5 separate regions of the Homo sapiens genome follow, and regions 1, 3, 4 and 5 are each linked to region 2. A link is a loop called in an ENCODE intact Hi-C map of the cell type or tissue named here. Cell type or tissue: ascending aorta. All regions are shown on one strand. Region 1 overlaps MINDY3 (MINDY lysine 48 deubiquitinase 3). Region 2 holds the start of ITGA8 (integrin subunit alpha 8). Region 3 overlaps ITGA8 (integrin subunit alpha 8). Region 4 overlaps ITGA8 (integrin subunit alpha 8). Region 5 overlaps ITGA8 (integrin subunit alpha 8).

Region 1 (5,000 bases), 100 kb before region 2:
CCCCAAGATAATATTCTCTAGTATTTTCCAAAAATGCTTTTGTGGGCTTTTTGTTTTTTAATGTTTGGCTCTTTAGTCTATCTGGATTTTGTATTTATGAATGGTATGAGTTTGGGATCTGCCTTTTGACTTTTTCTCAAAGAATTATCTAATGTCCTAATTCCAGTCAGTTCTCCACAGATAGGAAATACGTTTTTTGTTGAACACATTTTTCCATATTTACATGTTTTTATTCTATTCCACTGATCTTTTTGTGACTTCTTATGCAAAACTTCACAATTACATAGTTTTATAATATACTTTGATATTCATTAGCATGTTTCCTGATGTTATACTTTTACAAAATTGTCATAGTCTTTTCTACATTATCTATTCCAGTTGAACTTTCCTCCCAGCTCTTCAAGTTCCAGTTTTAAGAAATCTTTGAAGATTTGGATTGGTTACATTATATTTGTAGGTTATTTTGAGGAAATTATATCTTTACATATTATCTTCCCAACTAGATTGTTTTGTACATTCTTTAGTGAAAAATATTCAGTGTTTTATATAGATTATATGGTCCTGAATCCATATACTTGATTCTACCCCAGTTTTTGAAACCATCTTTTGCTTCTCCAATAGAACAGAAATAAGCTGCAGTAGAACTAATCAAATTAAATGCATTCTTGCCCACTCTTTCACAGGGGCTAGTGTGATATTTTTCAAACTCAGTGAGATCATGTTTCTCTCTCCCTTAAAACCATTCGATGGCTGGCTTCCCTACGCACTTAAAATAAAATCCAAACTCCTTCTAAGGTTCTCAGATCCTTTTGTGGTCTTTCTCCTCTCTACCTGCCATCCATCTTCATTTCGTACTATTCCATGTATGTTGAGCTAAAGTTTTCTTTGATTTTGATTTTCTGTAGATTAATTTTGTCATGGTCTCTTTTTTATCTTAAAGGAATTCTTCAGTATTTGTACATTATTTTTGTCCATATTGTTTATTTATTTTTGTATGCTTATTTGATGATTATTTTTATTTTATAATTTTCTTTATGGGATAGGGATAGAAGAGTCAACTCTTGTAATTCAGAAACCCAGAAGTTTCTTGGTTTTTTGTGGGTTTTTGTTTTGTTTTTATAAAAAGAAATCAGTATTACAGCCAGTCAAATGCATAGCTAATTGAAAGATGATGGACTCATACACAGAATAATGCATATGTTAATTAGCTCAGTTTAGCCATTCTACAGTGTATACATATTTCAAAACATGTTGTACACGGTAAATATATACAACTTTAATTTGTCAATTATAAAATAAACAGAAACGGATATTATAGTTAGGCCAAAAAATAGTCATGTTTCTCTGGTGCTTGTCTGGTTATATTCCACTTAATATGTGGAACTCCTAAAAATGCAGTCAGAAACTGAATGAGTTTTGATGGTTTGTTTCATTCTCTTTTATATAAGATAATCAGTTAGGCTGGGTGTATTGGCTTGTGCCTTTTAATCTCAGCAGTTTGGGAGGCCAAAGCGGGAGGATCACTTAAGGCCAGGAGTTTGAAACCAACCTGGGCAAGAAGGCAAGACACCGTCTCTGATAATAAAAGATAGTAAATTAATTCTGGCAAAGAAAACAAGAATATAATCACAAAGTAATTTGAATTTTTTTGCAAATGTAGAGTACATGCTTGGGACCAGAAGCATTTAAGATTTCGATTTTTTTCAGATTTGGAAATATTTGCATTTTTCCTCACCAGTTTAGCATCCCTAATCTGAAAATCTGAAATCCAAAATGCTGTAATGAACATTTCCTTTGAGAGTCATGTTGGCTCTCAGAATGCTTCAGATCTTGGAACATTTCGGATTTCAGATTTTCAGATTAGGAATACTTGAAAATAGACACTTTCAAGGCTTATTGAGAAAGTCTCCTACAAATAAATTCTATAAATCGTAACATGTGAGAATATTAAATCCTCACTGTATTACAACTTGGCATAAAAGTAAATTTTCCTAGTGTGATGCTCTTGAAACTATCATAAGAAGGTAAAAATGTTAAGTATATATTCTGTTTAAGAAAACAGGCATAATACATTTTTAAAATAATTACCATCCAGACTAGATGTCTAAGCATGTGTTTACTGATCAAATCTAAATAGTTCATTACCCAAGAATTATGAACAACTAGTTTGCTGTATTTAGTAACATGATATTATTATTAGACATTTGTTTAAAAGTCCAGGGAAATAGATGATGTAGTATCTAATTGTAACACTAGGTGGTGGTAACTGATTTTAGAAATTAAATTGTGAAACTGTTTCCCAATGTATGTATTCTTTTTTACATGAAAACATTTAGTGTTGCTTACATTTAAGAAGGAAAGGGAGAGAAAAGTTTGCGAAGATATGAAGTATCCATTTATACCTATTTGGGCTGTTCTTCTCCTCTCCCTTGTTTTGCTTTAACCTGAAGATTCTAAAACCTTTTAATCTCATGCCCTTTACACTCTTACGGATGATCCCAAAGCAAATAATCAATGTTTTTCATGTTAAAGATTGAGAAATTTTTAAATACGTATTAATTCACTTTAAAATAACAGGTATATGAAAAAATGTTCAACATCACTGATCATGAGAGAACTACAAATCAAAACCACAATGAGATGTCATCTTACCCCAGTCAGAATGGCTGTTAAAAAACAACAAAAGTGTGGCGAAGATAGAGAAAAGAGAACTCCTATATGCTGTTGGTGGGAATATAAACTTGTACAGCCACTATGGAAAACAGTATGGAGATTTCTCAAAAAACTAAAAATAGGATTACCAGATCCAGCAATCCCACTACTCAGTATCTACCCAAAGACAAAGAAATCAGTATATCAAAGGGATACCTGCACGTGCATGCTAATTGCAGCACCATTCACAGTAGCAAAGCTAGGGAATCAACCTAAGTGTCCATCAACAGGTCAATGGATAAAGAAACTGGAATTCTATAAACAATAACAAAGAATGAAATCCTGTTATTTGCAGTATACGTGAATGGAACTGGAGGTCATAATCTTAAGTGAAATAAGCCAGGAAGAAAAAGACAAAATCACACGCTCTTACTTATATGTGGGATCTAAACAAATTTGATCACATGGAGGTAGAGAGTGGAATGATAGATAACAGAGACTGGGAAGGGTCAGTGGCAGGCGGTGGGAGAAGCATGAGGGGAGTGGGTTAGAGTACAAACATACTGTAACATGGAGTAAATTCAATATTTGATAGCAGAGTAAGATCACTATGCTTAAGAAAATTGCATTGTACTTGAGCAGTGGATACTCTTCATACCCTGGCTTGATCATTATGTAGTATATGTGTTTAAAGAAATTTCACTTTTACCTCCTAAATTTGTAGAAATAAAACATAATTTAGAAAAAAACAAAATATACTCATTAATATTAACATAAATAACATTTTTAATAAACTTAACAAAAATTAAGGAGAGTGACGTTGTTTTAAATTTTTGCAAATCCCTTTAATGCTTGGCTTATTAGTAGACAGCCGGATCTTCATATATGCTTATAAATTTAGTCTGATACAATATAACAGATCAACCTCTGTAAAACTCTGTGCTTATGAGAGAGTAAGTGTAAAAAGGTAATTAACATCATATTATGAAAATCATGTTGATCTCACGTAGTCTCTAAGAGGGTCTTGTGGTCCCTGAGGAATCCTAAACCACAATTGAAGAACCATTGCTCTACCTGATCTGTGCCTGTAAGAAGCTAGTGACAAAGTATAAACTGTATGTATATGCACCTTCTATTAATTTTGGATTTACCAATCCAGAAAGTTAAACTGTCAGCTCTTGCCTTACACCATCTAGATGTTGTAGTTAAGGCTACACAGTAAAATGTTGGCCACAAAAATAACAGAGTTAATATTCTTACTACATTCATTGATAAGAAAATATATCCTAATGGAAAAATGGACAAAACATGACCAGATGGTAAAAAGGATGCAAAATTATATATGCATTATGTTTACAGTGAACATAATTTTTACCCAGAAAGAAATGCTTTTTAGATATATTATGGACCCAAATATATTATTATATTAATGTATGTTAGCTGAAGGGTATCGTTTATGAAAAGACTTTATTATTATCACATTTTTATTCCCTGCGTTGTGTCTGTTCTGACTTACCCACTTCCATAACTTTAACTCTCATCTCTATGCTGATGATTCCCAAATCTTTATCTCCAACCCTGACGTTTCTCTCCTGTATTCCTGAGCCTTACTTCCGGCTATTTATCCCTCTCTAGCTAGAGCACGTAAAGGTACCTCAATCCCAGCTTAGCTAAAACCAAACTCATGTTACCTCTTCACACGAGTCCAGAACTTACTTCTTAATTCTTTGTGTTAATCACTATTTATCATGTCCCCCCAGACCAGAAACATTTAAGGAAACTTTGCCAAATTCTTCATTCCTTAAATGCATCGATTTTTCATACCTGTTTGTTGTTTCTTCTGCTTTGAATTTTCTTGTCATCCTCTTTTTGGCCTGGAGAACTGTAATACGCTTCAAGATTCAACTCCCTGTTATCACTTTTATAAGCCTTCCCTAACACTGTAGGCAGATACTCTCATACCACTCCGTGTGTGTGTGTGTACAGAGAGACCACATATGTTTTTTTCATCTGTCGTCTTTGGTAAAGTCATAGCCTTTCTAAGGCAGAGATCATTTTCTATTCTTCTTTATTTCCCCAGTCTGAAGCACACAGCCTGTGTTTATAGGAAAGAGGGATGGCATTAAATGTCCATGTTTTAAGTATTAGGCAAGTGGAGTCACTGCTACCTAATGATAAATTTTACCAGTGATTAGCATATCCATTTGTTTTTCAAAATCAAAGTCAATTCAAGTTAGCCCTTTTACATAGGTATTGAGTCTCTTTTTCTTCTTGTATTTTTGTCAACAATGGCATGGATTTCAGGGAGTAAATTCTCTCATTTAAAAAGTTAACATTGAATATCAAGT
Region 2 (5,000 bases):
TGCTGGGATTACAGGCATGAGCCACCATGCCCAGCCTCTCACTCTATTTTTGAACAAAAAGACTAAAAAGTTTAAGAAATATGCCAAGGAAGTAAGCAAGTGGGTACAACATGGGATACCCTGGTGATGTGCTTCTCTATGCAAATCAAAGCATTGTGTAATATATAGCTAGTTCCACCTAGTAAGTCAGCACACAGGTCAGGTGCATGTCTAGGATCATTCTATCACCTTCTGCCTATTTAGATGGTTCTCATCCATCTCAGGCTAGCTTGCAATAGGACAGATTTCCAAATTTCAGCATGCCAGTGTCAGGAAATGATTGAGTTGAGGTTATTTTTCTAACCTCAGTGTCCAACACAGTTGTCAGCATTCCTATTTGTATGCTGCCCATGAATTCCTCATTGAAAATTACTGAAGGGAACACCACTTTGATGAACAATAGTAACTTGATCAGAGTAGCAGACTCTGCGTTCAAAGCAAATGAACTTTTAAAATGAGAAGCAAGTCTTCTACCATCTACTCCTAAGTCTTTACCTGGGAAAGGAATACTCAGGAAATTATCCAGACGTGACAATTTGCCAGGGAAATTTTTGATAGCTTATTTATTTGTATTATTTTTACAGGGGCATGACAAGTAAAGATATAACATTCAGATCAGTCTACTGAGTGGGTTCTGATGTAAGGGAGACAAGAAGTCCAGCTTTTCAGTAAGTTCAGAGATTTTTTTCTCTGGATAGACCCTCAAATCAATGGACAGACTGACCACTCCCGAAACTGCCATCTACATTGCTAATCGCAGGCTAGTAACTCAAATCAGTGAGCCCAGCACCTAACTCACCTTCTACTTCCCCAATCTGCTGTCCTAGCCCACTGCTACCGTTCGCTATTCTTCTTTTCTAGGTTAATACCTTGAGACACCTTGAATTTTTTTTGAGATGGAGTCTCGCTCTGTTGCCCAGACTGGAGTGCAGTGGTGCAGTCTCGGCTGACTGCAATCTCGGCTGACTGCAAGCTCCGCTTCCTGGGTTCAAGGGATTCTCCTCCCTCAGCCTCCTGAGTACCTGAGTAGCTGGGATTACAGGCACATGCAACCACACCCAGCTTTTTTTTTTTTTTTTTTTTTTTTTTTTTAGTAGAGACGGAGTTTCACCATGTTGGTCAGGCTGGTCTCAACTCCTGACCCTGTGATTCTCCCGCCTCGGGCTCCCAAAGTGCTGGGATTACAGGCGTGAGCCACTGTGCCCAGCCTGTCCCTTTTCTTTAGCATTTGTGGCCCTCCCCTCCCTTCTGTTAACCAGCTTGAGGTCCTCGCCTCCCAGTGCATCTAGGCAACACCTACTTTGCTTTCCCTTCCTTCCAACAACTACCCCCCACTCCCCACCCCTAAACTTTTGGAGCCCCAGAAGGTATGTCCCGTCTCTGCTCTAGAACTGGCTCCCTTTGCCTCAATAAATGTTATTGTTATTAAGATCCTCTTCCTGAAGATCCAGTCAACCCTATTTCCCACCACTTCCTAACCCACCCCTTTTATTCCAATCCCATGCACAACCATTTAATCTCTGTCTTTTCTAAGTATTAATACCTTCCCTCAACTTCTCCCCCCACAGTGCCCAAATGTAAGCCCCGTATTCAAAATCCTACGTAAATGTACATCTGCCACCAAATCCTCTTACATGCTTCAGAAAAAACTTAGCTCTTCTGTCTCTAAACTTCATATCTGTTTAACCTCGGCTCCTTCCGGTTTCATGCTGACCTGTTTTGTTTAATGTTAACGAATGACCATATGTTATGTAAAGGGATCTATACTCCTTTCTCTTCTCTGTCCTCCCCTACTCAAGCCTCACGTCCTCTCCGACACAGGAGACATGGGAAGAGATTGACAACACCCACGGATCAGAACCGAAATCTGAACTCCTGTAGACTGTGAACTACACCTTCTACCCCCGCAGAAAGTAAACTGTAAATTCCAACATTCTTAACTGCGCCAAACTTCATCACAATTACACAGGATGGAGATTTACTACTAAGTCATTTAATATGCCCAAGATGCCTTTAAGAAAGATTTAAATAAAATCTCAAGGGCTGGGCAAGGCGGCTTACCCTGAAATCCCAGCACTGTGGGAGGCTTAGGTGGGAGGATCGCTTGAGTCCAGGAGTTCAAGACCATGTTGAACAACATGGTGAGACCCCCATCTCCTTAAAAAAAAAAAAAAAAAAAAAAAGAAGAAGAAGAAGAAGGAGAAAGAAAGAGAAACAAAGAAAGAAAAGAAATTTTAAAAGTCAACTCGAGGTGGCAGGACGGCTTGAGGCCAGGAGATCGAGACCAGCCTAGGCCACATGAGCAGACTCAGTGTCAACAAAAAAAAATTAGAAAATTAACCAGGTGTGATGTGTCATCTGCAGTACCAGCTAATCAGGAGGCTGAGGCAGGAGGATCGCTCGAGCCCAGGAGTTTGAGATTTCATTGATCTATGATAGCACCATTGCACTCCAGCTTGGGCGAGAGAGAGACCCTATCTCTAAAAAGAAAAAAAAAATAAATAAAACAAAGCAAACCAACCAAACAAACAAAAACAAAAAATTCACACATGCACACACACAGGCGCGCGCGCACACACACACACACACACAGACACCCAACAACAAAAACAAAAAAAAACCCTCGAGGCTTTCTTGTATATGAGTTAGCTCTGCCAGGAGGTGGGGTGGACTTAGGGGAGGAGAGGGTTGTTGCATTTCAACTTTAACTCTCATCACAGACGTGCAAAGCCGTGAACGCTGAGGTCAGGCTGCAGAGGTGATGAAGAGATAATTGCTTTGCCCCTCCTGGTGGTGGGGTTGGTTTTCACATTCTCCATCCAAGCTGCGCCTTTGACACAACTGGAGCAAGCTCTCGCTCCACCTGGGGCATTGCTTCTAAAGCAATAAATAGCTTGAGGTGACAGAGACGAAACTGATTGTCCTTGAGATGGGACTGCAATAGAAATCCGGGCAGCCCGAAGAGGCACCCAGCGCTCCAGCCACCAGCTGGGCCGCCCGGGAGTCCCTGGCTCTAGACCAGCCGCGAGGAGGCGCCGCGAGAGAGCTGGTCCCTGCCCGCGGCCGGAGGAGGGCTAGAGCCCCTGGGCCAGCCCCCCGAGCCGGCTGGGCGGGCGGGCGGGTGGGAGCAGACGCCGGGCACTGTCACCACGGGTGCGCCGAGCGCACCGACCCGGGACACGGGCAGCTGGGGACCGCCAGATTCCACCAGCCCCCCTTGCCCCGCAGGGGTCCTCGGCTCGCGCTCCTGGGTAGCAGCCACCCACCGGGGCGGAGGGAGATGTCGCCCGGGGCCAGCCGCGGTCCCCGGGGAAGCCAGGCGCCGCTGATCGCGCCCCTCTGCTGCGCCGCGGCCGCGCTGGGGATGTTGCTGTGGTCCCCCGCCTGTCAGGCGTTCAACCTGGACGTGGAAAAGCTCACAGTGTACAGCGGCCCCAAGGGCAGCTACTTCGGCTACGCCGTGGACTTCCACATACCCGACGCCCGCACGTAAGTCGCCCGACCCGGGGAGGTGCGCGCGGGGACGAAGGCGCTCCCGGGTCAGGTCCCAGCGGCTCTGCCGCGGAGTCCCCCCGCAGCCTGGGATCCCCGTCCTGCCGCCTGCCCGGGGTCCCGTCCCTCTCCCCGCCACCAGCCCCTTCTCTCCCCTGCCATGCTAGATGTGCCTTGTGAATTTTGAGCTAGAGACATGCCACTTGCATAGAACACGCAAGTCCTGGGTGTTCCAGGTACCAAGACGCACGCATCCTACAAAGGAGAGAACAGGACCCAGAAGACCCAAGCCAGTTAAAACCGCCACCACAGCGAGGTCTGTTTATGCAGAGTCTGTAACCATTGCGTCTGGGCGCAAGAGCTGTCGGCTACCAGCAGCTGGGCTCTGTCCTTGGCTTCCTCCTACCCCACCCCCTTCTCTCATCTCACTGTACCCACAGAGCTCCACCTAGAGAAGCAGGACCGTTTGCATTCTTGCAAACCAGGTTGCGGACCCCCGTTTCCAAGAGGAAATCAAGTTTGACAGTCGGTCCTCATCATAAATACGTTCATGCCCTCCACGCCTGCCCCAGTGTCCCCGGGCAGGAGGTTACAGAGACTGCATTGCATGCGCACGGTTTTGTGGCGCCCAAAGAGTGACTTTCTCCAACTCTTTTGCAGAGCGAGTGTCTTGGTGGGGGCGCCCAAAGCCAACACCAGCCAGCCCGATATCGTGGAAGGGGGAGCCGTCTATTACTGTCCTTGGCCCGCGGAGGGGTCTGCGCAGTGCAGGCAGATACCGTTTGACACCACCAGTAAGTGAGATTTGTCCTTCTAAGCTGTGGGCCTGGGTTTGGAAGAACCAGGGCCATCCCAGAGGCGACTTCCCGCTGTCTTGGTGTGCTGCTCGTTTAGCTTGTCTGATATGTCCGTATTGTGGGCTATGTGGGTCTCTAGAGAAATCAGTTTTTTCAACTCTCAGTTAACTGAAGGAAGACGTTTAGTGAACCCTAGAGAAAGGACACTATTTTGACCCTGAGTGTTCGGATGCATCCTGGCAACTCCTGTTTCTTTACCTTTCTGAGATGAGCATTTTCAGGGTGAGTGGATGTTTTGGAGAAATACAAAAACTATGTCCTAACTTTGACTGTGGAGAGAATTTGGTTGCTTCTCAAGGACAGATCTGGAAAAAGAGAGATCCTTAGCGTTTCCAGTGCCCAAGCTCGGGAGGCAGGACTTAGCTGCTGCAGACCCAGACATCACTCCGCGTTGCTGTTTAATTCTTTACAGAAAGAAAGAATTTTCTTTCAAAGTATTAGACATTGAATGCAAACTAGTGCAGGCAGAGTGTGGATGGATTACATTCATTTCCAAAATCCCTAGACAGATGTTTCTTATTTAATTAAAGGGAAAATACATTTTAAACAATTCAGTCTGGTTACGTTTCCTCTGGTGTTTTCTCTTTAGAGCCTGAGAAAATAATTTAAATG
Region 3 (5,000 bases), 140 kb after region 2:
GCCAGTTCTTCTCTTTATTAGCAAGGAAAATCAGGAGTTGGCTGTGTTGTTACTTCCTATTTAATGGGCAATGAACATGATATGCGCAGAGATGTTAAGGAATTTGTCAAAGGTAGAAGCTGCAAAATGAGCTCAGTTCAATACATTTTTGGTTTAGCCATTTAAAAAAGTGTTAGTTTTGGCTGGGCGGGGTGGCTCACGCCTGTAATCCCAGCACTTTGGGAGGCTGAGGTGGGCAGATCATGAGGTCAAGAGATAGAGACCATCCTGGCCAACATGGTGAAACCCCGTCTTTACTAAAAACACAAAAATTAGCTGGGTGTGGTGGCACACGCCTGTAGTCTCAGCTACTTGGGAGGCTGAGGCAGGAGAATCACTTGAATTGGGGAGGCAGAGGTTGCAGTGAGCTGATATTGGGCTACTGTACTCCAGCCTCGCAACAGAGGGAGACTCCGTCTCAAAAAAAAAAAAAAAGTGTTAGTTTCTTTAGATATCTATTGTATTTCCAGATAAAGTGTCTCTTCATAGACAGTTGTTACATTACTATTGATCATAAAAGATCTTAGCATTTCTCTGTACAAATGGTTACGATTTTGGAGAATGAATACACTTGTATCCTGAATGATCAGGTTAGTAACGTGTGTTCTCCTGTGATATGTAGAATGTTTTTTATGATCATATATTGTAATAATACTCCTGAGCAGATAGATTTAAATCACATGTCCTTGTGTTTTAGTTCCAACAAGGACAATCCAGACAGCAATTTTGTGAGCCTGCAAATCAACATCACTGCTGTAGCGCAGGTGGAAATAAGAGGGTAAGTAGTAAGCAATGCATAGTACAATATCCTTCTGTATGTAGAGTTAAGATAAAATACTAGTGAAAATGATGTGGAATTTTCCTGATGCATTAGAGATCACAGTTCATTTTGGATATTAATTTTCACTCTTTTCTACTGATCGTTATTAGCCTTCCATTGGAAAGCAGAGTAAACCCTAAATAACAATTAACTCCAAGAATATCAAAACAAGAAATCACTTTATGCCAGGCGCGGTGGCTCATGCCTATACTCCCAGCACTTTGGGAGGCCAAAGTGAGCAGATCACCTGAGGTCAGGAGTTTGAGACCAGCCTAGCCAACATCGTGAAACCCTGTCTCTCCTAAAAATACAAAAATTAGCCAGGCGTGGTTGTGGGTACCTGTAATCCCAGCTACTCAGGAGGCTGAGGCAGGAGAATCACTTGAACCCGGGAGGCAGAGGTTGCAGTGAGCCAAGATCGTGCCATTGCACTCCAGCCTGGGTGACAAGAGTGAAACTCCATCTCAAAAAAAAAAAAAAAAAAAAAAAAAATCACTTTATTCCCCAAATTGACAGTGCAGTAATCAAACTATAAAAACCAGCTGATAAGAAGCCAGATAAAATAGACAACCATGTGATTCCCTGAAAAAAAATCTCAATTCTCCAATAATTATTTTAGCGTAATGACTTTTTAGCCTTACCACACCACATCTGGAGTTTAATAAATGACTAACTCTCAGATGCAAGGGTCGATTGGATCTATATTTTACATCTTTTTTCTTTGGTCCTATTCTTTAAGGAAGGTGCCAATAAGCAATCAACTGAGAGACGGGGGAAAAGGGTCAAGGAAATGACTACCAGCTGCAAAATCCATGCCTGGGGGAAAAAGAAATCAGAAATGGGTTGTGTGTAGTTCTTATCTTGCATGAAATTGGACTTCATTGATTTTTTTCTGATGATTCTGGTTTTTCAGAACAATCATGGATTTGGCTAAAAATGTCAACTGGTATTTTGGACCAAGTTGTCACTGGGGTTCCAGAATGCTGGTTTCCTTCCTTTTCCACGGTGGTTTACAAGCTTCGATGATGACAGCTGGTATTTCAGCAGGCAGAGCCAGTGCTGCCATGGGTCCTGCCCTGCTGTCCTGGTGCCGCTGGGGCGCCCCCTAGCGGATTAGAGAATAATAGCAATGTCTAACATACACTGTTCCCTTCTGGGTGCTACTCCAAGTTAGCCCATCTTATAAATGAACTAGTATCCTCCTTGTACAGGTGAGGGAATTGCGGCACAAGGAGTTGAAGGTTAAACTAGAAAATGCCAGAATGTAAATATAGGCAACTGTCTCCAGAGCTCATGCTCAGAAATGATCATGCTATCCTGCCTGGGATATAGTTTTTTGAAACTTATCTACATAAAATCGTATTTTATGTATGTTTCTAATTTTTTTCCATTCAAACCAATGTTTTTGAGATTCATTTTAGTGCACGTGCCTGTAATTCACTCATGTCAACTGCCTGAGTGTTACACTGTAAAACTATACCATCGTTTATCTTATTTTACTTTGAGACTGGGTCTCACTCTGTCACCCAGGCTGATCTCGGCTCACTGCAACCTCCACCTCCTGGGTTCAAGTGATTCTCGGGCCTCAGCCTCCTCAGTAGCTGGGATTACAGGCATGCACCACGCCCGGCTAATTTTTGTATTTTTAGTAGAGACAGGGTTTCACCATGTTGGCCAGGCTGGTCTCAAACTCCTGACCTCAGGTGAATCTGCCTACCTCAGCCTCCCAAAGTGCTAGGATTATTACAGGCCTTAGCCACCATGCTCGGCCAAAATATACCATAATTTATTTATCTATTCTACTCTGGATGAAAATGCAGGGCTTTTATTATTTTCCTTTTTGCAATTGTTTTTTGTACATATCTTCCAGTACACAGGGGGAAGAATGTCAGCAGAGGATATACTTAGAAGTGGAAATTCAGGATCAGAGAGTATGCTCTATTTAACTTTACTACATAATATCAAACTCTTTTTCAAAATACTTATGCCAAATTACACTCCTGTGAGAAGTGGGTGAAGTTTCTGTTATCCCACACTATCAGCTAACTCTCAACATGATCTGGTTTTTGAGCCAGTCTGGTGGACAAGAAATGGTACCTTACTGAAGGTTTAACTTGCGGTCCCCTGATTCCTAAATGAGATTCAGCAGCTTTTTAATCTTTGTTGACTCTTTATTCTTCCTGTGCAGAGAAATTCTTGTTCAATTTTTTGCACATATTTCTTTTCTTTTCTTTTCTTTTCTTTTTCTTGACAGTCTCGCTGCATCACCCAGGCTGGAGTGCAGTGGCATGATCTCAGCTCACTGCAACCTCTCCCTCCAGGGTTCGAGTGATTCTCCTACCTCAGCCTCCCAAGTGGCTGAGATTACAGGCACCTGCTACCATGCCCAGCTAATTTTTGTATTTTTAATAGAGAAGGGGTTTCACCATGTTGGCCAGGCTGGTCTCGAACTCTGTACCTCAGGTGATCCACCTGCCTTGGTCTCCCAAAGTGCTGGGATTACAGGCATGAGCCATCACACCCAGCCTTTTTTACACATAGTGCTACTAAAAGAGTTGACTTTTTTTCATTAGTGTATAGAAATTCTTTTCTATTCTAGAGTTTAGTCACTAATCCTTTATCAGTTACAAAGATTACCAATATCTTTCAACAGTTTATGGAGTTTGTGGGGTTTTTGAAAAGTCAGATTTATTGGAATGTAAATTACATAAAGTAAAATTCATCCTTTTTAGGTGTCCAGTTGAAGAAGTTATGACATCAAAAGAACATACAATATAGAACAGTACCATCACTCCACATAGTTATTTTGGACTACTTTATAGCCAACCCTTCCCCACCCCGAGACCCTGGCAAGCTTGGCCTATTTTCTGTCACTATAGTTTTGCCTTTTTCCGGAATGATCTATAATGTTATGCAAGTCATTGGGAATGGTGCTGGCTTCTTCCACCTAACCTAACGCACTTGAGAAACATCTGTGTTCTTGAATGTATCAGTAGACAGTTTCTTTTTATATATATACTTTTTTATTATTATACTTTAAGTTCTGGGGTACCTGTGCAGAACGTGCAGGTTTGTTACATAGGTATACAAGTGCCATGATGGTTTGCTGCACTCATCAACCCATCATCTACATTAGGTATTTCTCCTAATGCTATCCCTTCCCTAGCCCCCCATCCCCCAGTAGGCCCCGCTGTGTGATGTTCCCCTCCCTGTTGTCCACGTGCTCTCATTGTTCAACTCCCACTTATGAGTGAGAACATGTGGTGTTTGGTTTTCTGTTCCTGTGTTAGTTTGCTGAGAATGATGGTTTCCAGTTTCATCCATGTCCCTGCAAAAGACATGAACTCATCCTTTTTTATGGCTGCATAGTATTCCACATTGTATATGTGCCACATTTTCTTTATCCAGTCTATCTGGATGGGCATTTCAGTTGGTTCCAAGTCTTTGCTATGATGGTTTCTTTTTACTGCTGAGAAGTATTCCATTGTATGGATGGATGTCCAGTGAATTGTTCATCCATTCACTCATTGGTGAACATTTGAATTGTCTCCAGTTTGAGCTATGAAGAATAAAGCTGCTATAAGTATTCATGTGCAGGTCTTTGTTGGAACATTTGTTTTCACAAATGGAATTACCGAGTTGTATGATATGTGTATGTTTATAAGAAACTGTGCAACTGTTTTCCAGAAAGGCTATACTGTTTCCATTCTTCATTCCCACCAACCATGCATGAGAGTTGCAGTCATGCACCATTTTTGCCAGCATGTGCTTTATGTTGGTTTGTATTTAGTCATTCTAGTAAGCCTATAGTGTTCCACTGAGTTTTTAGTTTTCATTTGCTTAATGACCAGTTACATTGGGCATCTTTTCAGTGCTTATTTGCCATCAATATCTCATTTTTGGTGAAGTATCCCTTCAAATCTTCTACCCATTTATTACTGGGTTTTCTGTCTCCTTATTATCGAGTTGTAGAAGTTCTTTATAAATTCTGTATACAAAGCCATTTACCAAATATGTGTCCCGCGATTATTTTCTCCCAGTCTATAGTTTGGTTTTATATTTCCTTAATAGTGATGTTCAAGAAGCAAAAGTTTGATGAAATCCAGTTGATTTTTTAATGTTTTGTGTTCTTTGTGTCCTA
Region 4 (5,000 bases), 72 kb after region 2:
AAAAAAACTGTCAATAAGTGACCAGATAAGTTAACTGGTGGAAATTTTCCCTGATATTTTTCTGTTAAGAAAAATCTCCAAGTACGATTGAGTGGACTGCAAACATTTAGACTTAACAGTTGTGTGCATGCTGGTTGATGGTTAATACTGTCAAGCCTGTGACAGTTTTGAAAATATAAACAAGCTGGGGAAATTATCTTCAGTTTCGTTATCTCAAGACTTCCAGTACTACAAACTCCGTCAATGTAAGCTTTGTTAGGAATTTCTGAACAAACCTGTTAACAACAAATGGAGATGGTATTTTTCATCTCGTGCCTAAACAAGCAAATATGTTTTTTTTTTCTTACGGCTTTTGAGTGTTATAGTAGTTATACTACTTCAGAAATTCACTGAATTACAATTTAATCCATTGGATACTTTCTGCACTACCATTGTTTCTAACCTCTGCAGGACCAAAAGGAGCCAAATTTAAACAGATTCTTAGTGGTTAACTTGAGAATAATTTACAGAAAAATCCAATTGAAAGGAAACAGCTTAGGGAGCTATATTTTTATGCTAGATTTAGCCCAAGTATGTTCATTCATACAGGATATATCATTATGATTCAATTAGTAGAAAACTCTAAAAAATTAAACCATAAAGAGGTTGTAGATTAATTTCTGTAATGTAATTGAAGTGATGTTAGCTCTTGCCTATCAATTAGGTTGATTTGATATTTACTATATAGTCCACTAATCTGTATTCTTTTAATAAATAACTAAATTCTGAATATTAGTCATGAGCATTAGCATGGAAGTGTACTACTGGGAAAAAAAAAGAAACAGAAAAGTTTCTATGTTAAAGCAATACATGGCTTAGCCTGTTTTTTGTTGCTATAATTGAATACCGGAGACTGGATGATTTGCAAAGAAAAGAAATTTATTTCTTATACTTCTGGAGGCTGGAAGTCCAAGGTCAAGGGGCCGCATCTGATGAGGGCCTTCTTGCTGGTGGGGACCCTCTGCAAAGTCCTGAGGTGGTGCCAGGCATCACATGTTGAGGGGGGCAAGAACATTCCAGCTCTGTATTCCATTCCTCTTCTTATAAATCCACAAGTCCCATTTTGGGGCTCCACCTTGATGGCCTTATCTAATCCTAATTACCTACTAAAAGTTTTACCTCCAAATGCCATTAATATATGCATCTGAAGATTAATTGTCTAATACATGAAATTTGAGGGACACATTAAAAGCATAGTAACTTATGCACACTGTTAGGTTGCCTAAAACATGAACCCAGGTGTGTGATTTTTTTTGCTGCCTTCAGAGTTGTGTCTTTTCCAGAGTGTCATGCAGTTGGAATCATACAGCAGGTAGCCTTTTCAGATTGGCTTCTTTAACTGAGCAATGTATATTTGAGGTTCCTCCATGTCTTTTGATGGCTTGATAGCCCATTTCTTTTCATTGCTGAATATTATTATATGATGTACCATGATTTGCTTATCCAGTCACCTATTGAAGAGTATCTTGGTTGCTTCCAAGTTTGGGCAATTATTCTATGCACATTTTTGTGCATATTTTTGTATGTATATCTGTTTTAAATGCATTTGAGTAACTGCCAAGGAGTGTAATTTTGTGATTGTGTGGTAAGCCTATGTTTAGCATTGTAAGAAACTGCTAGACTGTCTTCCAAAATGGCTGTATCATTTTGTATTCCCATTAGCAATTAATTAGAGTTGTTCTACATCCTTGCCAATGTTTGGTACCATCAGCATTTTGGATTTTAGCCATTCTAAGAGATGTGTAGTGGTATCTCATTGTGGTTTTAATTTGCAATTCCTAACGACATATTATATTGAGTGTCTTCTGATAAGCTTGCTTGCCATCTATCTTTTTTGATGAGGTGTCCATTCAAATCTTTGCCCAATTTTTTTTTTTTTTTTTTGAGACGGAGTCTCACTCTGCCATCTAGTGGTGCGATCTCGGCCCACTGCAACCTCTGCCTCCCGGGTTCAAGCGATTCTCCTGCCTCAGCCTCCAGAGTCACTGGGTACAGTCACCCACCACCATGCCCAGCTAATTTTTGTATTTTTAGTAGAGACAGGCGTTTCACCATATTGGCCAGGCTGGTCTCGAACTCCTGACCTCATGATCTGACCACCTCGGCCTCCCAAAGTGCTGGGATCACAGGCATGAGCCACTGTGACTGGCCTTGCCCAATTTTTAATTGGCTTATTTTCTTATTGTATATCATGTACATGTAATATTGATTGTAACAATATATAGTATATAATATATAATAATGATATATGTTATTGTTACATATTTTTTCCTCATGGGGTTAATTTTTAAGAATTCTTTGTACATTTTACTTTTACAATAAATTAGTTGGAATGCCCCTAGCACCAAGCATGTCTAGACACTCACTCTACCCTCACTCTACTCAGGGACACTTGGTTTGGCTCACAACACCTACACCTGGAGAGCCCACCTTGGGATCCCACCCAGGTCTAATGCCATCTCCTCCATGGAACCTTCCTTAGTTCCCTCCAAGCACCCAGCCTCTCCCTGGTCCAGGATACCCAGCGTTAATTTCATTGTCTCATATTATTTTTCCCCATCTGCCATGTTTATAGTAATATGAGTAGTCATTTAACCTCATTTGTAAGTTATTAGGGAATGAATTGGTTGACCTAATAGTCATCATTGCATTAAAGCCACTTATCAAAGTACCTTAAACATAGGAAGTACACAGGATATCTTTTGATTCAGACTGAAGACAATAGATAAACACCACAAGGCAGGCCAGAAATTGGAGAGAGGGTAGGTTAGAGTGATGTTGGAGTGTCTTGTAGACTGCTCAGATCTTGAAGAAAGTTTCTTGTTCTCAGTAACTGTTCCCACCTCATCCCTGACTTTTGATATAAACTATATCAAAGATGTGTATGAGCCACTTGATATGGAATCTGTTAGTAAGATATATTTTTATACATATTATTGATTTTATGTTATTGTTATTGATATATCTTAATTTTTGTATATTAATATATTGTATATTAATATAGTATTGTTTCTTGACCTTTATATTTATAATATACTCAATTTATATATTTCATACATTAATGTATTAATATACATTATTATATATCATTCATATACATGAATATTATAACTCAATTATATTAATAATATTTTAATCGGTTTGCTTGGCAAACTTCAGCATATTGCCTAATCTACATAGGCATAAAAGTCAAATGCAAATATATGTTCCTGCCCCAGGTCACTCTTGAGATTATTGCATTTGCCAAGACACTGTATCTGCAGACAAACTTTAATAGAGGCCATTAATTTAGATCAAATTATATATTTTTGGTTGGTGTGACTTGTAAAATTTTAAAACAGAAATTATACATTATACCTTTTTAAAAAATCAAATCACTTAGAAGGCTTATAGTGAAGTTTCCCATTCTAGTCCTCTTCCTGCCCATCTGGCTCTGTGAAGGAAATACCTGTAACCACTTTTTTATTTTTTCTCCAGGTGGTTATATCTTTATCTCTAAATAATTTGCTTGAATATCTCTTGAAAATTTTTTAACCTTAAAAATTACATATTAGTTTTTTGCTATAATCTATGTATCCAAAGAATTCAAATTTTTATTTGGGCTGAAAAGTTGTTTGCTACCTTTCTAGCCAGCTTGATATACCTCTCTAATCTCTGTTTTATTTAAATTGAGCTAACAAAAGGAAAGGGAAGGACAAAATTGATTTTAAACATTACTGCATTAAAAACTGAATAATTGGCCGGGCGCGGTGGCTCACGCCTGTAATCCCAGCACTTTGGGAGGCCGAGGCGGGTGGATCATGAGGTCAGGAGATCGAGACCATCCTGGCTAACAAGGTGAAACCCCGTCTCTACTAAAAATACAAAAAATTAGCCGGGCGCGGTGGCGGGCGCCTGTAGTCCCAGCTACTCGGGAGGCTGAGGCAGGAGAATGGCGTGAACCCGGGAAGCGGAGCTTGCAGTGAGCCGAGATTGCGCCACTGCAGTCCGCAGTCCGGCCTGGGCGACAGAGCGAGACTCCGTCTCAAAAAAAAAAAAAAAAAAAAAAAACTGAATAATTTAAATGTATAGTCATATTAATTGCAGACAAACTCTAATCTATTTTTACAAAAAGCTATTTTGTTCTTTCTTGATATGTTTGCTTTGTGCAAGTACAGTTTCTGGAAATGCACTAAGAAGCTGAAAATGGTAAAATATCTGTGGTTTCCTTAAAGTAGCATTTTTAACATAGCTAAAATGTTCAGTGTGATAATTTAACAGCTCTTATTTTCTTACAGCATTCGATTCCATAGATATAACAAAGCAGCGAAAGCAATCTGATGATTGTAAAATAACCCTCAGAAAAGGAAAAATACCAATGGAAATTTACTAGTCTAGTTGATTACAAATAACCCAAAGTGACTCTACTCTCTGCTAGCGTGCTGAGCTGCTTTCTTTGTTCCTTACAGACTGGATGATGTCCTGGTTGGGGCACCTCTCTTTATGGAACGTGAATTTGAGAGCAACCCCAGAGAAGTAGGGCAAATCTACCTGTATTTGCAAGTGAGCTCTCTCCTCTTCAGAGACCCCCAGATCCTCACTGGCACCGAGACGTTTGGGAGATTCGGTAGTGCTATGGCACACTTAGGAGACCTGAACCAAGATGGATACAATGGTAATTTAAACCAAAGCGTGGAAGTCATTTATGTGTCGTCACCACTGCATAAAGGAGACCATGCCTGTTTTAAAGTATTCAGTATGGTGTGTGTGGGTGCAGTTATTATTACTGATTTTTAATAAACTATCACAAATCTCAAGGCAGCTTTACGTTTATACATTTTGACTAATATAAATATTACATGGAAATTTCCCTTCTCACCTTTCTGAAAATTTTTATTTCAAATCTCACAAGATTACAATGCAACACAGAGAAAAATCTGTAACATAATTTGTTTCAATCCTAAATTTAGTATAATTGATCT
Region 5 (5,000 bases), 190 kb after region 2:
AGGAGCCCACGGAGGGTGGGGGGAGGCTCAGGCATGGCGGGCTGCAGGTCCCGAGCCCTGCCCCTGGGGGAGGCAGCTAAGGCCCAGGGAGAAATCCAGCACAGCACCGGTGGGCCGGCACTGCTGGGGGACCCAGCACACCTACCGCAGCCGCTGGCCCGGGTGCTAAGCCCCTCATAGCCCACACTCACCCGCGGAACTCACACTGGCCCGCAAGCACCGCACGCAGCCCAGGTTCCCGCCTGCGCCTCTCCCCCCGTGCCTCTCCCTCCACACCTCCCGGCAAGCTGAGGGAGCCGGCTCCGGCCTCGGCCAGCCCAGGAAGGGGCTCCCACAGTGCAGCCGCGGGCTGAAGGGCTCCTCAAGTGCCGCCAAAGTTGGAGCCCAGGCAGAGGAGGCGCCGAGAGCGAGCCAGGGCTGTGAGGGCTGCCAGCATGCTGTCACCTCTCACTATTATTTGCTAGCACCCCAGGCTACGTCCAGGCACACACCAATTAGATTGAGGAGGTGAGAGCTTATCAATATCCCCTTCAAAGGAACTGTAGCCCTCATCTTATATCACTATCACCTTTTACAACTTCCTGAATTGCTTACTCTAATTAAAGGGAGAAAGGAAAGGGTGTCCAATTCAATAATGGAAAGATCTTTCATAATTGCCATCAAATGGATGGTACATGGAGTGGGAGGGTCGTCAAATGACCAAAGCATTAGATGTGTTCATTCACCCTTCATTCATGTGGTCAGAGATCCAGTATTGATTAAGCAAGCTCTCCTGTGCACATTGTTCTAGGTTCTGTAGAAGATATAGACATTATATTCCAAGGAATATGCCTTGCATCTTTGTATCATATAGTTGGGGAGAAAAGTAATAGAGAAAAATTAAAAATTAAACAACAATGTGAACCTTCCAAAAAATATGTCAGATACAGTCTCATCTCAGTCTCACTGAATCAGAATCTCTGAGACTGATCTCAGATATGTCTGAAGTTCAGCAACCACCAGAAACGGCAGTCAAGATTGGTGATGAGGCTGGGCATGGTGGCACACGCCTGTGATGCCAGCACTTTGGGAGGCTGAGGCAGGAGGATCACTTGAGGTCAGGAGTTCAAGACCAGCCTGGCCAACATGGAGATACCCTGACTCTACTAAAAAAAATACAAAAATTAGCCAAGCATGGTGGTACTTGCCTGTAGTCCCAGCTACTTGGGAGGCTGAGGCAGGAGAATCACTTGAACCCGGGAGGTGGAGGTTGCAGTGAGCCGAGATCACACCATTGCACTCTAGCCTGGGCAACAGAATGAGACTCTGTCTCAAAAAAAAAAAGATTGGTGATGTGATGAATGGAAAATATGAGAAATCAAACTGCAGCCAACAGCAGGAAGGGCAAAGGAAGGAAGTGAAAGAAAGTTCCCTTAGAGAAACATATTAATCCACATTCTACATCCTAGAGTTCAAATGCTGTCTATGATGCATTAGGAAACTTTCGCATTTATAAATGCAGAATCTGTAAGAGAAAAGCGTTCCATCTAGAAAGATTTTGATGCAGAGATGCAGTTTTCAAACTATTTATCAAAGACATGACTTCAAGAACAGTAATATTTTCTATCAATTTTTTATTGAACTTGGAGATAAAAGAAAACTTCTTCATTGGAGGTTTGGGAGCATGGAAACGCATTTGAGAATATAATTATAATCCTTACCCACAAGATCTCATTACTAGAGTTTCTCTTGTTTCTATCAGTGAGGATAGCAAGGAAATTAGATTGAAATCACCAGGTACACACATGATTTTATGAGCAAAAGTTTCCGAATTGTATAAAAACCCTTCTCAAACAAACAAAACTCCGACTTTTAGTTAAAATGGAAATGCTAAGAGAGAAGAGATCATTAGAATAACATCCAAAAAGGAATTTTCCCAAATGAGTAGAGTTGTTTATTCTGGAGGGTAGGAGTAGAAAGAAACATTCAAAGATATTGTAACTTTAAGTATATAAAAGTTACATACTATGTCCTGCCCTTACCATGTAGAGGAAAAAAGCGTTTATCTAATGGAGAAAAAAATTCTGCCACAGGGGAAAAAGAACTTTGTAAAAAATATTTAAGGAAAATTATTGGACTCATGAGGCCCAACATTGGATTATAGACAGTGATGTACTGGTAGATTTTTACTAACTACTTTCTGGGAAGGAAAAAGAGCCCCGATCCGTAACATTTGCCACTGATTTCAAGCCACCACCATGATCGTCACGGAATACAGAGCTGGGAAGAGATGCCAGGTCCCACACCATTATGTAGTGTTTCCTCTTACAGATACAGTAGACATAAATCACATCCTGAGCACAGATAATAGTCAAATGTAATAAAATAGCAAGCATGAGGTTTTGAGTATTTATTACCTTTTTTTTAGAAATATAATTTACTTAAGTTTACATTTATATAATTTAAGTTGTAATAATGGCTCTGTTTAACAACCGGCACCCAAAAGTCTTGAAATGATTAACACTTGGGTCTCAAGAGCCATGATGAGCCAGTTAGGACCCAGCACTGGGTAGATCGAACCATTGTATCCAACAAAAGAGAGCCACAGAAGCTTCAGTTCTCCAAGCAGCCTTCCTGAGTCACTCTTAAATATTTTAACATTGACTTTTATCAACAGTTAATATGAGACCCTATTAAACAAACAGAGCTTTCACTGAGAAGCTCTGTTAAAAACACTGTTTGGCTCTAGGTCAGTGGTTCTTAACTGGGGTGATTTTGTTCCCCTGGGGACAACTGGCTGTAACTAGAGGCTTTTTTTTTTTTTTTTTTTTTTTTTTTTGAGAGGGAGTCTCACTCGGTTGCGCAGGCTGGAGGGCAGTGGCACGATCTCGGCTCACTGCAACCTCCGCCTCCCAGGTTCAAGCAACTCTCCCGCCTCAGCCTCCTGAGTAGCTGGGATTATAGGGACCCGCCACCATGCCCAGCTAATTTTTTGTATTTTTAGTAGAGACAGGGTTTCACCATCCTGGTCAGGCTGGTCTTGAACTCCTAACCTGGTGATCTGCCCACCTTGGCCTCCGAAAGTGCTGGGATTCCACCACGCCCGGCCGGCATCTTTGATTGTCACAACTGAGGGAGGGTGCTATTAGCATCTAGCCAGGGGCCAGGGATGCTGGCCAAACATCCTACAATGCAGAGGACAGGCCCCCCCACCCCCACCCTAACTCAGAATGCTGACAGTGCTTAGGCCAAGAAACCCTGTTGTGAGTCTTGTGTAATCTGTGAAATATACTACGATTTTTTTTTCTTTTTGAGACAGAGTTTTGATCCTGTTGCCCAGGTCGGAGCGCAGTGGCGTGCTCTCAGCTCACTGCAACCTGCGCCCCCCAGGTTCAAGCGATTCTGCTGCCTCATCCTCCTGAATAGCTGGGATTACAGGCGCTTGCCACTATGCCAAGCTATTTTTTTTTTTTCTGGTTTTTAGTAGAGACAGGGTTTCACCATGTTGGCCAGGATGGTCTCAAACTCCTGACCTCAGGGGATCCACCGGCCTCGGCCTCCCAAAGTGCTGGGATTACAGGCATGAGCCACTGCGCCCAGCCAATACATTTCTTTATAACTTACTGCCAGTTTCTCTCCTAAAATATTTCCGTCCATCTGATAAGAATTTTGTCACCCATTATGTTTCTCCTTTGTCCTTCACTAGCAGTAACTATATAAATTCTTTGCTTGCTCCTTTTTAGGACTCTGATTTTCTGTTTTTATTTTAACCTTATTATACACAGTCTTTTATTAATGAGATAAATTCTCCTTAGAAATAGGAAGAAGATAAATGGATGGATAGATGGATGCTTGGATAGATGGATGCTTGGATAGATGGATTCACGCTTCGACGCTTAGATGGATGGATGCATGGATGCATGGATGTGTGGGTGGATGGATGAATGCTTGGGTGGGAGGAAAAAAAAGTTAAAAGAGAGAAAATTAAAAAGGAAGGAGGAAATTTTGCCTTGAAATGCAAAACACCAAAAATAATTAGGTGGCTGCCAGTATAACTCTTAAAAACTTTATATGAAATATATTTAAATAAATACTTTTACTTTCAGAGAAAAAATGATCCCTATGCTCTTGCATCCCTGGTGTCCTTTGAAGTTAAGAAGATGCCTTATACAGATCAGCCAGCAAAACTCCCAGAAGGAAGCATAGTAGTGAGTATCTTTAAATATATATAGGCACAAATAATTTAATTGAAATAATTGTTTTAATCACTGTCTAGCTTGTGCTAGGCTTTAGTGTTTACATTGACTTGAGAAAAATTTTCCTCTTCAGCTCACCAATTTCTTACATTGGTCTGGTAATTTCCTAGTGCCTTTTGATCTGGTTTTTGAACTTTCAATATAAATGTCTACCCCAGAAAATTACAGGGCAGGACTAATACCATTTTTAAATGAAGACATTTTATTCAGAGGAATTCAGATAGCAGTTATCATTACAATGAAATCGTACTGATTCTTTCATTTTAAACAGCATGGTTAGTCAAGTAAGAAGGGAAGAAATTCTTTCTTAGGGATAGTAGGCTACGGAGCAGCCGCATGGCTTTGGACAGTCATTTTTTCTTGCTATGCAAAGAACCTTCATTTTGACCTAGAAGGGAATAAAAAAGTCTACTCTGAGCTTCAACTGAATGAAATGTCTTTTTTTTTTTTTTTTTTTTTTGAGAGTCTCGCTCTGTCGCCCAGGTTGGAGTGCAGGGGCACGATCTCAGCTCACTGCAACCGTTGCCTCCGAGGTTCAAGCAATTCTTCTGCCTCAGCCTCCCGAGTAGCTAGGACTACAGGTGCCTGCCACCACGCCCAGCTAATTTTTGTATTTTTCATAGAGACAGGGTTTCACCATGTTGGCCAGGCTGATCTCGAACTCCTGAACTTGTGATCCGCCCGCCTCAGCCTCCGAAAGTGCTGGGATTACAGGCATAAGCCACTGCGCCCAGCTGAAATGTCTTTATTAAAAACTGAAACTAC

What was found. A loop is a pair of places that touch in the nucleus more often than their neighbours do. Peaks named below come from ENCODE experiments on the same cell type or tissue, not always from the same donor. Only the 100,000 strongest peaks of a DNase experiment are listed, where the experiment ranks them.
Region 1: a loop joins it to region 2, with 8 times the contacts of the local background. A loop is called at or near these places in 36 of 110 quality-filtered maps.
Region 3: it touches region 2 in a loop (4-fold over the local background); 57 of 110 quality-filtered maps call a loop at or near these places.
Region 4: a loop joins it to region 2, with 2.0 times the contacts of the local background. A loop is called at or near these places in 9 of 110 quality-filtered maps.
Region 5: a loop joins it to region 2, with 2.9 times the contacts of the local background. A loop is called at or near these places in 2 of 110 quality-filtered maps.

Annotation. Positions count from the first base shown.
Region 1 is chr10:15,821,970-15,826,969 of GRCh38, reverse strand. The region is part of intron 8 of MINDY3 (MINDY lysine 48 deubiquitinase 3); the gene reads left to right. The region is part of intron 2 of LOC124902383 (a long non-coding RNA gene); the gene reads right to left. Among named protein-coding and RNA genes, the nearest start is that of MINDY3, 36 kb to the left of the region's middle. In ascending aorta, a CTCF peak has its summit at 2,245 (motif pointing right); no DNase peak of the experiment used is centred here; H3K27ac peaks cover 731 bases.
Region 2 is chr10:15,718,091-15,723,090 of GRCh38, reverse strand. ITGA8 (integrin subunit alpha 8) reads left to right here and starts at 3,169. Exons shown (of 30, transcript NM_003638.3): 1 at 3,169-3,528; 2 at 4,192-4,325. The coding sequence starts at 3,320. In ascending aorta, CTCF peaks have their summits at 2,830 and 3,032 (motif pointing right); DNase peaks (open chromatin) are centred at 3,070 and 4,134; H3K4me3 peaks cover 2,750 bases; H3K27ac peaks cover 5,000 bases.
Region 3 is chr10:15,582,401-15,587,400 of GRCh38, reverse strand. ITGA8 (integrin subunit alpha 8) reads left to right here. Exons shown (of 30, transcript NM_003638.3): 23 at 737-817. Among named protein-coding and RNA genes, the nearest start is that of ITGA8, 140 kb to the left of the region's middle. RefSeq lists a silencer at 2,011-2,060. In ascending aorta, a CTCF peak has its summit at 1,964 (motif pointing left); a DNase peak (open chromatin) is centred at 1,940.
Region 4 is chr10:15,646,539-15,651,538 of GRCh38, reverse strand. It overlaps ITGA8 (integrin subunit alpha 8), which reads left to right. Exons shown (of 30, transcript NM_003638.3): 12 at 4,488-4,693. Among named protein-coding and RNA genes, the nearest start is that of ITGA8, 71 kb to the left of the region's middle. In ascending aorta, CTCF peaks have their summits at 1,769 and 1,974 (motif pointing left); no DNase peak of the experiment used is centred here; H3K27ac peaks cover 667 bases.
Region 5 is chr10:15,530,237-15,535,236 of GRCh38, reverse strand. ITGA8 (integrin subunit alpha 8) reads left to right here. Exons shown (of 30, transcript NM_003638.3): 28 at 4,086-4,187. Among named protein-coding and RNA genes, the nearest start is that of FAM171A1, 160 kb to the right of the region's middle. In ascending aorta, no CTCF peak of the experiment used is centred here; no DNase peak of the experiment used is centred here; H3K4me3 peaks cover 510 bases; H3K27ac peaks cover 4,628 bases.